Regions from separate parts of the Mus musculus genome. Here region 1 is linked to region 2. Evidence: chromatin loops called from intact Hi-C (ENCODE). Cell type or tissue: heart. All regions are shown on one strand. Each heading gives the region's core, and the rest is flanking DNA. Links, peaks and the distances in the headings are about the cores only.

Region 1 (8,594 bases), core at 496-8,495, 64 kb after region 2:
CAGTTCTCCTAACCCCACAGACAGATCTCACACACACGCACGCACACACACGCACGCACGCACTCACTCACGCACACACACTCACACTTACACACACACACTCACACTTACACACACACTCACACTTACACACACACACACACACACACGCACGCACGCACGCACGCACGCTCACACTTACACACACTCACACTCACACACTCACACACACACTCACACACACACGCACGCACGCACTCACACACGCACACACACTCTCACTTACACACACACACTCACACACACACTCTCACACTTACACACACACACACACGCACGCACACACACTCACACTTACACACACACTCACACTTACACTCACACTTACACACACACTCACACTTACACACACACACTCACACACACTTACTTACACACACACACGCTCACACACACACACACACACACACACACACACACACACACCTGCCCCAGCAGGAATACTCATCTCAGGATAACTGAGACTGTCTTCTCACCGCCTTGCAGGACCAGAGCTAAGATAATGGTAGGCCAGGCCACAGGGGACCAAGACTACTTAACTGTGCATACCTCTTGCCCCTACCTAACTTGGCTTACACGTAAGGCTCAAGTCAGTGTCCCTGGGCTTAAATGCCTCCTTTCATCTCCCTCTCTTACTTCTGTCTGAACATCCACCAGCCCAGACAGGGTTGCTTTGTATAGCCCTGGATGTCCTCAACTAGCTCTGTAGACCAAGCTGGCCTCAAACTAGACATCTGCTTGTCTCTGCCTCCTGAGCGCTGGGATTAAAGGATCAAAGGCATATGCCACCATGCCTGACTTGTTTGCTTTCTTAAGGGCTAAGTGTCTGGAAACCTAGAGTTGAGCCTCTGGGCTAGGGCTCTGCTTACAGGCATATCTAGGATAAAGAAAAACCTAGACATTCAAGAGTGGGACTAGGAGTATCTGAAAAAATGGGGTTCAACCGCTGACAAGCTGCTACACTTCCCAGATGTCAGTGAAGGCCAGAACTGAGAGATTCTTGCTGCTAGACTTGCAGTGACATACAAAACATCTGCAGGAATGACAAACACCTGCAACGGTATCTTCAAAGAGTAATGAAAAGAATGACAGAGCTGGCTCTGAACTGGTCTGTTCAGAAGGAAATGATGCTGGTTGGAGGAGCCTCTGGTTAGTGACTATGCCTCTTGCCCCAGATGGCTCTACCACAGGGCTAACCAAGTCTGTGGCCAAGGAAAGAGTCACTTACCTATGCCCTCCTCTCAGTAGGTCAACCAGAAGTAGAAACTAAAGTATTTGAAGCCAGGTACATAAAAAGTGCAGACATGGGGTGAAGAGACAGTGACCATGGTCACTTATGGTCTCCATGCTTCTAGAGCTCTGCTTCCCAGTTCTCGCTCCAAACTCTAGGCCCATCAGAGACCTGGAACACACATATGCACTTCTTTCACTGAACAAATACTATATACATCAGCTCATGTACACATACACAAAATTCAACCAAGTCCCCTAATTCCCTAAACACCTTTTCAAAAGTGTTTGGGGCTTTCTGTGTATCTGTGTTGTATCAACGTCAAAGAGTTTTCACTTATTTTTATTTTTTATTTTTTTAAATATGTGTTTATCATAAACAATGACTTTATTTGTTTTGTTTTTATTTATTATATGTAAGTACACTGTAGCTGTCTTCAGACACAGAGGGAGTCTGATCTCGTTAGGGATGGTTGTGAGCCACCATGTGGTTGCTGGGCTTTGAACTCAGGACCTTCGGAAGAGCAGTCGGGTGCTCTTACCTGCTGAGCCATCTCACCAGCCCTGAGTTTTCACTTATAAAAAACATCAATTATCCAAATCAGAAATTAACTGGTTGGGGACACACTCAATTAATCGCTATCAAATGAACTAAGCGCTTTCTTTCTTTTTCAACTTATTTTTACATATGTCTATTGGTATTTGGCTTGCTCGTATGCCCGTGTAAAGATGTCAGAAGCCCTGGAACTGGAGTTACAAACAGGTGTGATCTGCCATGTGATTGCTGGGAATTAAACCCAGGTCCTCTGGAAGAAAGGCCCTGCTCTTAACCAGTAAGCCATCTCTCCAGCACTGTGCTTTCTTTCAACATAAGAGTCTGCATACCTGCCTAAAAGACATGAGGCTTTCGGTTTCTATGACAAACACCATGACCAAAAAGTAACTTAGGGAAGAAAGGGTTTATTTCATCTTAACACTTCCAGGTAAGAGTCTACCATCGAGGAAGGGCAGGGCAAGAACTTGGAGGCAAGAACTGAAGCACAAGTCATGGAGGAACACTGCTTACTGGCTTGCTTTTTTTATATCATTAAGGATCAACTGCCTAGGGGTGGCATAATAGCCCCTTGGCTGGACTTGCCTACATTGATCATTAATAAAAAATAAACAAAATAAAAAATAAATAACAGAGCCGGGCGTGGTGGCGCACGCCTTTAATCCCAGCACTCGGGAGGCAGAGGCAGGCGGATTTCTGAGTTCGAGGCCAGCCTTGTCTACATAGTGAGTTCCAGGACACAAAGAACTACATACAGAGAAACCCTGTCTCAAAAACAAACAAAGAAACAAAAGATTTCCTCTTCACAGGAGCTGGAGAAATGGCTCAGAGGTTCAGAGCACTGACTGCTCTTACAGAAGACAGGGGTTCAATTCCCAGCACCCACATGACAGCTTACAATTGTCTGTAACTTCAATCTCTGATATCCCCACACAGACACAAATGCAGGCAAAATACCAACACACATAAAATATATTATTTAGAAAAAAAAAATCCCTCTTCTGGGGCTACAGAGATGGCCCCACAGTTAAGAGCACTGGCGCTCTTTCAAAGTACTTGGGTTCAACTCCCAGCACCCACATAGCAGCTCACAGCTATCTATAATTTCAGTTCCAGGAGGATCTGACATCCTCACACAGACAGACATGCAAGCAGAACACCAAAGCACACCCAATTAGTAAATAATTTTCAAAAATTATTTTGAAGAAGAAAAACGGAGTCCCTCTTCTGGGGCTAGAGAGATGGCTCCTCTTGAGATGATTAAGAACAGTTCCAGAGGGCCTGGGTTCAATTCCATTCAGTCACAGGCAGCTTACAACCGAAACTGTAACTCTAGTTATAGGGGATTCAACATTCCCTCAGAGACATACTTGTAGGTGAAACACCAATGAACATTAAAAATAAGAGATTAAAAAAAGTTCCCTCTTCCAAAATATGTCTAGGTTTGTGTAAATTGATGAAAACCTATCAGCACACTGAGACTTTGAAACTTCCTAAAGATTCAAAAAAATTTTTAACTAGATCTTCTCATGAAAATAAAAGCCACACAAAAAGTCTATATAAAAATTTATATAGAAAAAAGTTTATATAGATTACAGAAAGCATGCACCAATGTCTTCATGCACAAGCCACTCCCTCAGGGTGTAGAGCCAAACTTGTAGCTTCTCAATTCTGCTTAGCATGGAATTAATTCGTGCCTTGCAACTACGTTTATTCAGAGTACTAAAAAAAAAAAAAAAAAAAAAAAAACTCAAAACTAAAATTTCCCTGGTCTTATTAATTTTTATCACCACGATATAAAGGGGAAAATTTCTTTCTTCCTACCAAGTCACAAGAATGTACTTGCCTTGGCTGACTGGCTTTACGAAGCCAGAAGGCACAAGTGTCCTTTTAAAAACTACACTTAATCTTATCCTAATTAACTTCAAAAACAAATGACTTCCCTTTTTACAAACGCCAGAACCGCGACAGCCGCTCCTCCTGAGGCTCGGCGCTGCAGGGACTTGAAAAGACGCGCTGGAGCCTCGTGAGAACCTCCAGACGGAGAGCGAGGACCCGCAGCCATCCCGGGCAGAAGCGAGTGGGTCGCACCAAAAAGGACAAAAGGAACAAAAAATGACGGCAGGTACTGCGACCGTGAAGACGCTACGGAGCCAAAGCGTTGAGTTAAGTTTCGTTAAGCCTCCGCGGTCAGACCCAGACGCACACGCTTCAAGCTAGGCAGGCACCAAGAAGCGTGACACCGACCCGTGTCACCGCCGTGCCGCCTGCCTGCGCCCCTTCCTGGACACGCGCGCCCACCGGCACCGGCTTGGGGGACGCCACGACGTGGCGGGAGCCCGGCACCTGACGAAAGGTCCCACGGGGCGTCCCGCGGTCGCTCCCCTCCGCGGCCTGGGCCCGCCCGCGGCGCGAGGCGCAGCTGTCAGAGGCCGGGCCGGGCTGGGCCGGGCCGGGCGCAGTCTCGGGACACAGCCTCCACCCGGCCCGCCGCGCACGGACAATGGCGCGGTTCCCCAACCCCTGCGCGGCGCCGGCCGTCGAAGACGCCACTGGAGCGTCCCGCGCGCACTCACCTGAGGCGCCGGCTCCGCGCTGCGCTGCGCGGGCCCGCGGGCTGCGAACAGCGCGACGGGCGCGCCCATTCATTAGCCGCTTTGTCTGCCCCCGCCGCCCCTCCCGCCGCCCCAGCCCCGCCGCCCGCGACGCCGCCGGACGCTGCGCCCCTCCCAGGGCCCCGCGCGGGTCGGGGGCGGGGCCCGGGGCGGGGCTGTCGTGCGCAAGCGCAGTCCGTGCGCACCTGCCCCGCCTTGGGGGGGGATGCCTAGAGTACGGCTGGATGGGCCCCGGCTAGGCAAACGGGGCGGAGCTACGAAGACTACGCAGGCGCAGTTTCCCCTCGCCCCATCTCCGGAGGTCAGGTTACTCCGGCGCAGTCTCACACACACGAGGTCTGGTCGCTGGCCTCCTCCGTCAAACTACGCAAGCGCGGTCTGGCGCACCTGCCCTGTCGGGCGTTCGGTCCGAAGACTACGCAGGCGCAGTCGCCACGGCGGTTGGTTGGAATTGCTGCGCGTTTGAGAAGCGCGCGTTCTCAGTGGTTTCTTCTTAGGGCTTGGCCGTTAGGGTGGTCCTGCGCTCTCAACGGCTGGCCGCGGAGCTTCCGGGCTTGTGGTCAAGGCGGGCGCCTTCTCCGGGGGCGTTGCGCGCAACCACTTTCAGTAGCCCTTGGGTGGAGGCTAGACACAGCAGGTGCTAGCTGCTCAGGGCCTGGGGCCATGTTTGGGTAAAAGAAATAAGGAGCTGAACATTGAACGCCCCAGTTCAGATGCCTGTGCGGACCATGTAATTTCTGCAGGTGGAATTTATCCCAGAGGTCCTTCTCTGATGACACTTTAGACCACAGCTTGTTCTCTTATGCGGGAGTTCTGTCCTACGCCCATCTCCTGTTCTGCGTGTTTAGGAGTTTCCTTCTGTGATTGAGGTGGTGGTGGTGCGGTCGGGGGAGGCGTCGAGTGCTGATGTCACACCTTGCTTACCCTGATTCACCATCACTGGTCAATGGACATGGTTTGGGATTCTGTGTCTTTAAGTTCAAGGGAAGGTGGTTGGGCTGCCAGTGCACTGCTGGTGGAAGTCATCATTGGTGTGGAACCCTGAGCCTGGCTTCTGTCTTCTTCGCCTTCCATTCAGGGAAGCTGATGTTTGTGGTGGAGGTGGTGGCTCCATATGAGACTCAATGGGGAACAGCAGAAAGACCTGGGTGGAGGTCCTCAGCTAGCAGGTTCCCGTAGGGTACAGAAGTTTTTTCCCAGTAACCTTCCTCTCCTTGTTATGCCCCTCGTACCCTACACCCCAGAGGAAAGAGAACATCTGCCTTCATGAAGGATTTCCGAAGCCCCAGGAGAACTGTTGAGACATGGGTTCTTGAGCTATAGAGCTAAGGGGTAGCGCCTAGAACAAGTAAAGTAGCTAGGAGAGAGTTTGAGCTTTAGCTTAGGATGTCTCAGCCCAGCCGGAAAGTCTTGACGAGCTTCCATTTGTTTATACAGAAGCACCTGCACAAACTCTTCACCTGGAGATGGCCCCTCTGTGCTCCTAGCCCTGCACAGGCTGTGCAGGGGAAGAAGGAAAACGGGAAGTAGAAGACAATGAGGGTGCTTGCCTGGAGCGCACGGAGCAGGCTTACCCTTCTGGAACTTGAATAGTGTCAAGATGTCGAGGGGTTTTGGAGGGTTAGGAAACTGCGTGTCCACAGAGACCGTGTAAAAGGCAACCGCCACCTTAGACAAAAGATGGTAACACTTGAAATTCTACCTGGCTCTTATTTGCTATGTTAGAATGAGGCAGTAGGTCTAGCAATGGAGAGGTGGATGCTACAGGCAGAGCATCAGCCCTTCCAGAGGGACTGTCCCTGAGAACGGGGAGATCAGGCAGTCCATCTGTACTCATACCCGATTTCCAAGAAGACAGGAAACCTCAGGACAAGGGTTTGCCTACTATATGATCCAGGGCAGAAATCTAGTCCCTTGTTTCTAGGTACGAAGGAGCCCCTCCCCCCAAAGGTAACCAGGCAGAAGGCACAAAGGTCTTCACAGTCTGCTCCAGAATGACCAGTCCTTAGCCAGGCGTGGTGGCGCACGCCTTTAATCCCAGCACTCGGGAGGCAGAGGCAGGCGGATTTCTGAGTTCAAGACCAGCCTGGTCTACAGAATGAGTTCCAGGACAGCCAGGGCTACACAGAGAAACCCTGTCTCAAAAAACAAAAACAAAAACAAAACAAAAACCCAGAATGGCCAGTCCTGAGCCCTGGGATCTTGGAGCTACACCGGTGGTCACTAAGCAGTCTGAGTATATCAAAGTAGCTAAAGTAGCTTTTGGGTGTTACACAGGTACTGTTTTGTTTTGTTTTACATTTTTTCGAGACAGGGTTTCTCTGTATAGCTCTGGCTATCCTGTAGACCAGGCTGCCCTCGAACTCAGAAATCATGGTTAGTTTAACAGGTGGGTGCAGGCACCAATCAAAGGGTGTGCATTGAGTTATGGCCTGGATACTGACCTATCTTGGATAGGGGGTTCTAGCTCACTCACTCCCAGACCCAGTCCTGCTGAGATTCAGTGAGGCCTCCATTTACTATCTGAGAAATGAAGCAGCTCCTTGACTGTACCTAACCCTGTTCAGATGGGCAAGCAGAGATGGGCAGCCATGCAGATGATCAAGCCATGTAAACGGCCAGTTTTTCTAAATGTAGGGGTGAAAAGCCCAGATAACAGGAAGGCGTGCAGGTATTCCCCCTGGAGAGGGTCTTGGGCTAGGTGTTTCCTGGTTCTTGGCCCCTCCTTCAAGAGTGAAATGAGCCTGGAGACCTCGCTCAGAGGTTCTGAGTTCAATTCCCGGTCACCGCATGGTGACTCACAACCATCTATAATGTGATATGATGCCTTCTTCTGGCATGTGGTTGTACATGCAGATAGAACAGTTGTACATAACATTAACAAATTAAGACTGAAATAAACTATTCAAAGAATAGAACAATTCAGAACACATTAAAAGAGCAGAGTGGATCACATGAGTGAAGATACTCATTTAAAAATATGTGTTGATTGCCTGCATACATGTCTGTGCACCATCTGCATGCAGTGCTCATAAAGGCCAGAAGACCTCAGGTCCCTTAGAACTGGAATTGCAGAAGTTGTGAGCTACCATGTGGATACTGGAATCAAAGTAACGTCCTTTGCAAGACCAGCAAACGCTCTTCCCAGCTATCTCTCCAGCCATAGGGCTTCCTTTTATGGAGCTGAAGAGAAAGAGTTTGGTTTCTAGGGTTCTGTAGCATGGTTCTCTAGCTTGACAGATTGAGTCACAAACTTTAATGCTATGCATATTCTTTCTCTTTGTACCTCTGGTTTTGATCACCCACAGTCAATTTTGCATAGACATTAGATGATAGATTCTCCTTAAATGTTCCTTTAGAGGGATAGAGTTTGCTTTGTTGTGCATATACACACAAACCAGCTAAGGTTAGATCAATCCTCTACTTCTGTCCCCATATGTTGAGGATATATTTGACAAGTTTGATGGTCTTTTAATAGGAAGAGAGACGCATATCGTTGTTCAGAGTGGGGTGTGTTTGTAGCTGGATACAAATAACAGTCCTGGGTTGCTAACAAGTTGCTAGATACAGAGTTCAGGTGTAGGGTTGTGCATTGCATAAGTTTGCTTAGTACATAGAGGTGAGAGTCCTAAGCTAGCAAATGCATTATAAAAGAGGTGTGTGCATAGTCTAAACCAAGTAGAGTCTCAGGTTGCTAACCTATTCTCTGTGGTTGCCTGTCTCACTGGGTTGTGGCTGGGTTTGGAGCCCCTTTCTGGGGACAGGTGGCAAGGTATGTATGCCGTTAATGGGGAATGTGTAGACAGCTATTGGAGTGATGTGGAGGAGGCAGTGAGAGACCATCCACAGAGACCACTGAGCTGAGCTATCATAGGTGATAAAGTGGGCACTGCTGGGTGAAGAGCTACCATGGGAGAAGGTTGGAGATCGCTACTAGAGAGGCTGAGGAGCTGAGGTGAGTGGAGCTTGCCAAACCTTTGCTCACATAGCTGGAATGCAAAGTCTGTCAACTGGAGCTTACCTGTTTAGACCCACAGTAGGGTTGTGAGGAGCAAACACTTTCAGCTCTGGTTAAGGTCGCATTTATCAATCTTTCCTGTGAGATCGTGGTTTTGATATTCAGTTTAAGAAACTTTTGCTTAATTCCAGATCCCAAA
Region 2 (8,594 bases), core at 151-8,150:
CTCCGCCCACCGGCCCGCGCGCCGGCCGTTCCCCGGGCTACTTGACTGCGTCGCCGAGGCCCCGCCCACCTTTCACCCCGCGCGCTTCTATTGGCCGGAGGAATCCCCCTTGCCTGATGTGGACCAATTGAGGCTCGCCACGAGAAGCCACCAATGAGAAGGCCCCGGGTCAGCGTCCCGCGAGAATGAGGCAGAACCGTAATCTTCTATCGGGTCCCCATGCCCCGCCCTCCACGAGTGGCCATCTTTTCTCCGGGCGGGAAGCGCCAGCTGCGGTCGCCAGCCTGGGCAATGGTGGCCATGTCAAGTTCGGGCAAAGACTTGGCTTCCGGGCCCGGTTTCCGCAGCCGGCTTCCTGCCTTGGTCAGTCTGCTCAGTTCCGCGGGGTCCTGCGGAGAGGAGAGGTTAGCGCGCGTCGCCGGGATTGGTGTACTCGGGCGGGAGGTGGCGAAGCTGGGGTTCTCCCGAGCGCGCGTGACGGCCTTTGAGTTCCTCAACCCGGGGATGGACCTGTCACTTAGAGGCTGAGCGTGTCCCTGGGGGCGGGACATCTCGCCCGAGGCCTGGACCGTTCATCCATCCTCCTCACCTGGCGCCCGGAGCTGTCATCCGTAAACAGAGCTCTACATCTGGGTCCTGCTCAGTGTGGTTGAGGGGGCCCCAGTGGTCGACATTTCCTCAGGGGCCTCAGGCAGTGAGTTCACAATGACCTTCCGAACTTTAAGTGACCTGAGGGAGGAGGAGGAGGAGATGTGGACTATGTGTATTTTAAAGAACATCTGATTGTATAAATAGTAACAGTTTAGTCTGGTCTTTGGTTTACAAGTAAGTTCATCTACACCAGCTAACACTTCCAGGTTAAAGCCACAATTTGAACGAATGATTCCCACAGTTCCCTTGGAAGCTTTGGAATCACAATGGACAGGGACGACAGGATCTTTGAAGGGTACCCCCTAATCTGAGATGCCCTCCTCCTCCACGCCACATTTGCGAAGAGTATAGCTTTTAATTTTTTAAAGATTTGTTTATTTTATGTATATGAGTACACACGGTAGCTGTACATAGGGTTGTGAGCCTTCATCTGGTTGTTGGGAGTTGAATTTACGACCTCTGCTTGCTCTGTGCATCAGATCTCATTACAGGTGGTTGTGAGCCACCATGTGGTTGCTGGGATTTGAACTCAGGACCTTCAGAAGAGCAGTATAGCTTTTTGGAGCTTGGCTCCTGGAGCTTAGCCATTAGCATCTCTTCTTCCCTGCAGCTGCCCCCATTCCTGTGATAGGTGTTTTGTTTTGTTTTTTTTTTTGGTTTTTTGAGACAGGGTTTCTCTGTATAGCTCTGGCTGTCCTGGAACTCACTCTGTAGACCAGGCTGGCCTCGAACTCAGAAATCCGCCTGTCTCTGCCTCCCAAGTGCTGGGATTAAAGGCGTGCGCCACCACGCCCGGCTGATAAGTTGTTTTTATGTACTGGTGAATAACTCCCTTGTATTGTTTCTGCTCCTGGTTGAGCGGTCCAGCTCACCCTGGTCTCCTGTTGTCTTTGAAAATAGCTAGCCGGGCGGTGGTGATGCACACCTTTGATCCCAGCACTTGGGAGACAGAGGCAGGCGGATTTCTGAGTTCAAGGCCAGCCTGGTCTACAGAGTGAGTTCCAGGACAGCCAGGGCTACACAGAGAAACCTTGTCTCGAAAGAAACAAAAAAACAAAAAAGAAAGAAAATAGCTGCTGTTGGTCCTCAGCAGAACACACACCCCTTTGTGGCTGTGAGGAAGGAGGAGGATCGGGTGAGTTCTGTGGGTAATAGCCCACCCTAAAGCTTGGGTTTCCTTCAAAGGTCTGCAGAGCAGATAGTTGAAGCAGCGAAGTTGGAGTCCCTGAAGCAACGCATCTCGCACTGCTGCCTCCCTCGATGGCTTGGCCTCTTCCCCATCCTTTTCAATACCAAGGATGGCCTTGAACTTCTAGTCCTCTTGCCTCTTACCCCCTAGGTGCTGGGATACACACATATATTTACATACCTGGGGTTTATCCGGTTCTGGGGACCGAACCCAGGGCTTCAGGCTCTTAACAAGTTACCCAGGTTGACCTAGACCTCTTGTTTCTCCTGTCTCAGCCTCCCAAGTACTGGAATCCTAAGTGTGCATCACTGTACCCCAGTATGGTTTTGTGCCAGGTTGGGAACTTTATGTACATGTTGTTCTATAACCTAATTAGTCAATCGTCACACTTTCTCAGTTCAGGACTTTTTATTGGGTCTAACTCAGCTGGGCATAGTCAGACGTGGTGGAGTGTTGGCCAGACTCACTGTAGCCTTGCAACCGAACTTGGAATAAGCAAGTGCACGCTGTGGCTTATTTACACTCACTAAAGTCTTTATAATATGCCTTTGCGCAGGGCTGGGGAATACCTGTGGGGCATTTTCCTGATTGGTGATGTGGTAGGGCCCATCTCACTGTGGGTGATGCTATCCCTGGGCTGGTGGTCATAGGTGCCATAAGAAGGCAGACTGAGCAAGCCATGAGGAGCAAGCCAGTAAGCAGCACTCCTTCTTGACCTCCATCCACGTTAATCTCCTGCCTCCAAGTTCCTGCCTTGAGTTTCTGCCCTTAGTTTCCTTGGATCGTAAGCTGTAAGATGAAATAAACCCTTTCTTCCCCCAAGTTGCTCTTGGGTGTGGTGTTTTATCACAGAAATGTAAACCCTAACTGAGACCATAGGAATTATGAGCATTATTATATTTCACGGGGCTGGGGCTGGAGAGGTGACTCTGGTTAAGAATGCTGACTGGTCTTTTAGAAGACCAAAACTCAGTTCCCTGCACCTACACAGCACCTCACAACTGCCGGTAACTCCAGTTCCAGGGAATCAGATGCCCAGACATACATGCATATATACACATATATACATACACACATGCATGGGATTTATTAGAGTGGCTTACAGACTGATCTAGCTAGTTAATAACGGCTGCCTATGAGTGGGAGGTCAAGGAATCCAGTAGTTGTTCAGTGTACAAGGCTGGATGTTTCCCTCAGGTGGGCTTCAGTATACACTGGGGTCCTGAGGAAACAGGAACCATTGCCAGTGAAGGAATGGATTTGCCAGGAGACCAAGAGCAAGCTTCCTTCTTCCATGTCCTTTACAGAGGTTGCCAGCAGACGCTGTGACCGGATCAAAGATGGATCTTCCTACTTCAGAAGATTTACTTAATAAACAATCCCTCACCGGGGTACTCAGCTGCTTGGGTTTTAGTTAACTTCAGATGTTGTCAAGTTGACAGAATAGCCATCTCAAGGGGTCTTGTGCTTCCTCTCCTCCACATCTTACCTGTGTGACCTCAAGCCACGTCTTAGGAATGTCTGACCGTGTAAGGTAACAGTGTTCCTTGTCTGTGTCTCTGTGAAGGCGCATGAAGTTCAAAGCTCTACATGGCTGGCAAGAAGTCATCGGGCAAGCGGTCATGGCCGCTTCTGGGGCTGCTGGTCACTGTAGCCACCATCCACCTGGTTATATGTCCCTACACCAAGGTAGAAGAGAGCTTCAACCTTCAGGCCACACATGACCTCCTGTACCACCAGCTGGACATAGACAAGGTGAGGCACTGCACCGAGTGAGCGGACGCTTGCTTCACTTGCCCAGCCTGTGCGCTGACCACTCTTCTCCCTGCAGTACGACCACCACGAGTTTCCTGGAGTTGTTCCTAGGACGTTCCTCGGGCCGCTGGTGATCGCAGCGTTCTCCAGCCCCGTGGTTTATGTGCTCTCGCTTTTAGAAGTATCCAAATTTTATTCTCAGCTGATAGGTAAGGGCCTCACAGGGGCAAGAGCTGTGACATCACATGGTCACAGGTGGGGTGGGGATGGGGTAGGGTGGGGGTTGGCTGGACTCACTGTAGCCTTGCAGCCAGACTTGGGACAAGCAAGCAGGCCCTGTACCTTAGACTCCACAAAAGTCCTCATGACATACTTCAGCAGCCAGCCAGCCAGGACTGTGGGACTGAAAGGAAGTCAGAGGCGTGGTTTGTGTGGGTCTCCGTCCACACACAGGCCCCATGGCCACTTCTGGTACAGATGTGAGCTCCTATGTAGTGTCTTGCATATTGTCACTGAGTGCCACTGCAAGTGACACTGGCTTCATCTGTGTTTCCTGTTGAGTCATTCACATCAGTGACTTTTTTGCTCATTTCATTTAGTCAGAGGAGTCCTTGGGCTTGGTGTGATTTCTGGACTCTGGACATTACAAAAGGAAGTGAGACAGCAGTTCGGAGCCACGGTGGCTGTCATGTTCTGCTGGATATCAGCCACACAGTTTCATCTCATGTTCTACTGTACGAGGACACTCCCCAACGTGTTGGCCCTGGCTGTGGGTATGTAGCTTCAGGCTCTGCCTTCTGACTCCTCACAGTGTACACACATCTGCTCCTGGCATTGTCCCCCACCTCCTGGGCTCCTCATAAACTGCTCAGGGTCTCTTCCTCTGGAAGCAGGCCTCTCTGTACTCAGGGCTGGTTCTTCTAGAGAACACTACCCTGAAGCACCTGCGTGCCAGCCCAGCAGACATTCTGTCTGGGCAAGCAAGCTTCTCGGGTTTGTCTGTGTATATTTTGGGTTTTAGTATTTTGGGTCATAGTCCTACAATGTAGTCCAAACTGGCTTTAAATGCTAGATCCCCCTGCCTTAAACTCTGAAGTGCTGAACAGCTTCTAGAGTGTATGTATGTATTTATTTATTTATTTATTTAAGTTTTTGCATGTATGAGTATTCCATATGTATTTAAGCACATAATGTGTGTACAGTACCTTCAGAGGCCAGGAGAGGGCATCAGGTCCTCTGCAACTGGAGTTACAGACAGCTGTGGGCTGCCCTGTGAGTGCTAGGAGTGAAACCTGGGTCTTCTTCAAGGACAGCCAGTTTCTAAATTGCTGAACCATCACTCCAGCCCCCGCAGAGTGACTTGGGGGGGTGTTTTATAAGAAAGCGAGCCCCCTTATCGTGCGTTTCGTGTTTTGCAGTCTTACCAGCCCTCACAGCCTGGCTGCAGCGGAGGTGGGCCCTGTTTGTCTGGCTCTCAGCCTTCGTCATCATTGGCTTCAGGGCTGAGCTGGCCATGCTGCTGGGCATTGCGCTGCTGCTGACCTTGTACCAAAGAAGACTGACGGTGGCCAGAGTGCTCCGACACGCCATCCCAGCAGGGCTTCTCTGTCTAGGCAAGTTGGCATCTCTGGTTTGCCTGTGTGTATTTCTTTCAGTTTGGGGTTTTGGTATTTTGAGACAAAATCCTCCTGTCTTAGTTACTGTGCTGTTGTGAGGACATACCATGACCACGGCAGCTGTAGAAGGAAACTTTTCATTGGGGCTGGCTTACAGTTCCAGAGGCTAGTCCAGGATCATTGTGGCAGGAAGCATGGCAGCAGGAAGGCAGGCATGGTGCTGGAGCTACACCCTGATCTACAGGCAGCAGGCAGAGAGACAGAGACAGACAGACACAAACCAAGACTGGGCCTGGTGCATCCTGATCTGCAGGCAGCAGGCAGAGAGACAGAGACAGACAGACACAAACCAAGACTGGGCCTGGTGCATCCTGATCTGCAGGCAGCGGGCAGAGAGACAGAGACAGACAGACACAAACCAAGACTGGGCCTGGTACATCCTGATCTACTGGCAGCAGGCAGAGAGACAGAGAGACAGAGACAGACAGACACAAACCAAGACTGGGCCTGGTGCATCCTGATCTGCAGGCAGCGGGCAGAGAGAGAGAGACTGGGCCTGGTGTGGGCTCATTTGAAAACTCAAAGCCCAGCTCCACTGACACACCCCCTCTAGTAAGGCCACACCTCCTAATCTTTTCTGAACTGTCCACCAACTAGAACCTAAATATTAAAATGTATTAGCCCTTGGGGGATATTCTTATTCAAACCATCACACCCACTGTATAGCGCAGGCTGGCCTCATATCTGAGCTCCTCCTGCTTTAGCCTCCACGGTGCTAAAATGACAAGTGTGTCAGTTTGAAACTTGGTGTGTGCATATTGTGTGGCATCCAGAAATCAGCCTCAGTGTTATCCCTCAGATTAGCCACCTGGTTTGTTCCTAGGTTTGTTTTTAAGATATATTTATTTCTACTTTATGTGTATGGGTTTTGCTTGCATGTTTTCCTGTGTACTACACGTGTACCTGGTGCCCATGGAGGCCAGAAGAGGGCATCAGATCCCCTGGAACTGGAGTTATGGACAGGTGTTAGCTACCATGTAATTGCTTCAGCCTCATACCTGGGATGGGTGTGGGTGTGGATGTGTTGGGGTGGGGTGGGGGTGGGGTGGTTTCTTGAGACAGGGTCTTTACATAGCCCCGGCTGTCCTGGAACTCACTTTGTAGACCAGGCTGGCCTCGAACTTACAGACATCCACCTTCGTAATCTAATCTCCCTAGCACTTAGAGTAAAGGCACTCACCACAAACCTGACTTTTTCTGTGGGTTCTGGGATAGAACTTAGGCCTCCCCCTTGCAAGGAAAGCTCTTTACTAAACTGTTGCCTCTACCCTTGAGATTTGTTTTTTTTTTTTTTTACACTTAACTGTGTGTGTGTGTGTGTGTGTGTGTGTTCTTACCACAATGCACATATGGAGGTTAGAGCACAACTTGTGGGAGTCATTTCTTTCGTACCACCATGTCGGTCTCAGCGATTGAACTCAGGCCATCAGGCTGGGCAGCAAGTGCCTTTACCCACTGAGCCAGCTCACTGGCCCCCAAGAATCCTTTTTTAAATTTTATTTTATTTTTAATTATGCATATATACATGTATGTGTCTGTGTGTGTGGAAATATGTGTGCATGATTGTAGTCACTCATAGAGTCCAGAAGAATACCCAAGAATTGTGACAGGCAATTGTGAGCCTTCCCTTGTGGCTTCTGGGAACTAAACTTGGGTTCTCTGAAAAAGCAGTATTCACTCTTCACTGCTGAGTCATCTCTCTAGTCCCCTTTATTTATTTATTTATTTATTTATTTATTTATTTTTATTTTTTTGTTTTTTGAGACAGGGTTTCTCTGTGTAGCCCTGGCTGTCCTGGAACTCACTCTGTAGACCAGGCTGGCCTCAAACTCAGAAATCTGCCTGCCTCTGCCTCCCGAGTGCTGGGATTAAAGGCCACCACGCCTGGCCCCTTTATTTTTTTTTAAAGATGTAAACAAGATTATCTGAACTTTGGCAGCAGTAGAACATGCCATTTCTGTCCTAAACGTAGCTTCTACTTGGAAGCCTGCATCCACCACTGTCCTTCAGGCTGCTTGGACAGACAGGAGGAGGGCAGTATGTCAGACACTGGGGAAGATACTCGATGAGAGATGGTGTCACCATTAGCTCCTTTCATGGGAAGCCGCTGGCAGTTTCTGTGGCCGGCAGTCACTTTGTGAGGCAGTTAAGCACAGTGCACATGTGGGTTGAGGCTTGAATTTTATAGTTGGCCATGTTCCTTACAGAGGACACTTCTGTTCTGTTATTAGGGCTGACGGTTGCTGTGGACTCCTATTTCTGGCGATACCTTGTATGGCCGGAAGGAGTGGTGCTTTGGTACAACACTGTCCTGAACAAAAGTTCCAACTGGGGCGTATCCTTTCAGTATTAGGGGAGGGATGCCCATGACCCTGACCTCTATCCAGTCAGCAGCCAGCCAGTCTGGCACAGGTTGGGTGGCTGTCTGAGGTTCAGGGCAGTAGCTTCTCCTATGGCACACACCTAGCACTCTCTGGCGACATCTCCCCGAGTATCACCTAGTCACACCCATAGTCCACAGGGTAGCTGCGTTTCAAAACATTTACACAGAGTGTTTCAGATGGTCTCATGGTAAGAAAGGATAGCATAGCTGCCACTTGATAGCATACCATCCTCATCTGTCAATACTGGGAAGAAAGGAAGAAAAGCTAAAGGGTTTCCCATAGTCCTCTGTGGGGCCCTCAGTTACACTGTAGCAGCAAGGGTATGCTGTGCCCAAGATCGGTCATCCCCATGCCTCCTAAGCAGGTCTCTGCTGTGTCTTTTGGCATAGCTGACTGGGCCTTTATGCAGTTACAATTCTTAGTTCCATTAAGTGGACAGTGACTCGGTCTCTGACAAATTCATGCCTCCTTAACCCTAAGCCGAAGACTTCCCCACTCCTGTGGTATTTCTACTCAGCCCTGCCCCGAGGCCTGGGCTGCAGCCTTCTCTTCATACCCCTGGGTGCAGTGGACAGGAGGACCTATGCACTGGCCCTGCCAAGCTTGGGATTCGTGGCTCTATACTCACTCCTCCCACACAAGGAGCTGCGGTTCATCATCTATACCTTCCCTGTCCTCAACATCATGGCTGCCAGAGGCTGCACCTATATGTGAGGGTTTCGTCCTTGAGATACTTGTCTGCTTTTCATTTTGACTATATTTTCTGGAGTGCTGGTTTTAATTACCAGGGTGATAGGTACTTTTAAAGGTTCGTCAGAAATAGGTTTGCCCTGGGCGGTGGAGGCGCACACCTTTAACCCTAGCTCTCGGAGGCAGAGGCAGGTGGTCAGCCTGGTCTACAGGACTACACAGAGAACCCCTGTGGGGAAAAGGAAGAAA

Evidence for each region. A loop is a pair of places that touch in the nucleus more often than their neighbours do. Peaks named below come from ENCODE experiments on the same cell type or tissue, not always from the same donor. Only the 100,000 strongest peaks of a DNase experiment are listed, where the experiment ranks them.
Region 1: it touches region 2 in a loop (2.4-fold over the local background); 15 of 42 quality-filtered maps call a loop at or near these places.

The regions. Positions count from the first base shown.
Region 1 is chr15:88,747,607-88,756,200 of GRCm38, reverse strand. It overlaps Zbed4 (zinc finger, BED type containing 4), which reads right to left and starts at 4,490. Exons shown (of 3, transcript NM_181412.3): 1 at 4,399-4,490; 2 at 1,268-1,441. In heart, for the core only: no CTCF peak of the experiment used is centred there; a DNase peak (open chromatin) is centred at 4,730; H3K4me3 peaks cover 3,159 bases; H3K27ac peaks cover 2,402 bases; H3K27me3 peaks cover 528 bases.
Region 2 is chr15:88,811,068-88,819,661 of GRCm38, reverse strand. It overlaps Alg12 (asparagine-linked glycosylation 12 (alpha-1,6-mannosyltransferase)), which reads left to right and starts at 344. Exons shown (of 10, transcript NM_001142357.1): 1 at 344-404; 2 at 3,408-3,595; 3 at 3,672-3,804; 4 at 4,195-4,368; 5 at 5,014-5,208; 6 at 7,503-7,606; 7 at 8,142-8,365. The coding sequence starts at 3,431. It overlaps Creld2 (cysteine-rich with EGF-like domains 2), which reads right to left and starts at 16. Exons shown (of 10, transcript NM_029720.2): 1 at 1-16. In heart, for the core only: a CTCF peak has its summit at 4,821 (motif pointing right); a DNase peak (open chromatin) is centred at 161; H3K4me3 peaks cover 1,125 bases; H3K27ac peaks cover 956 bases.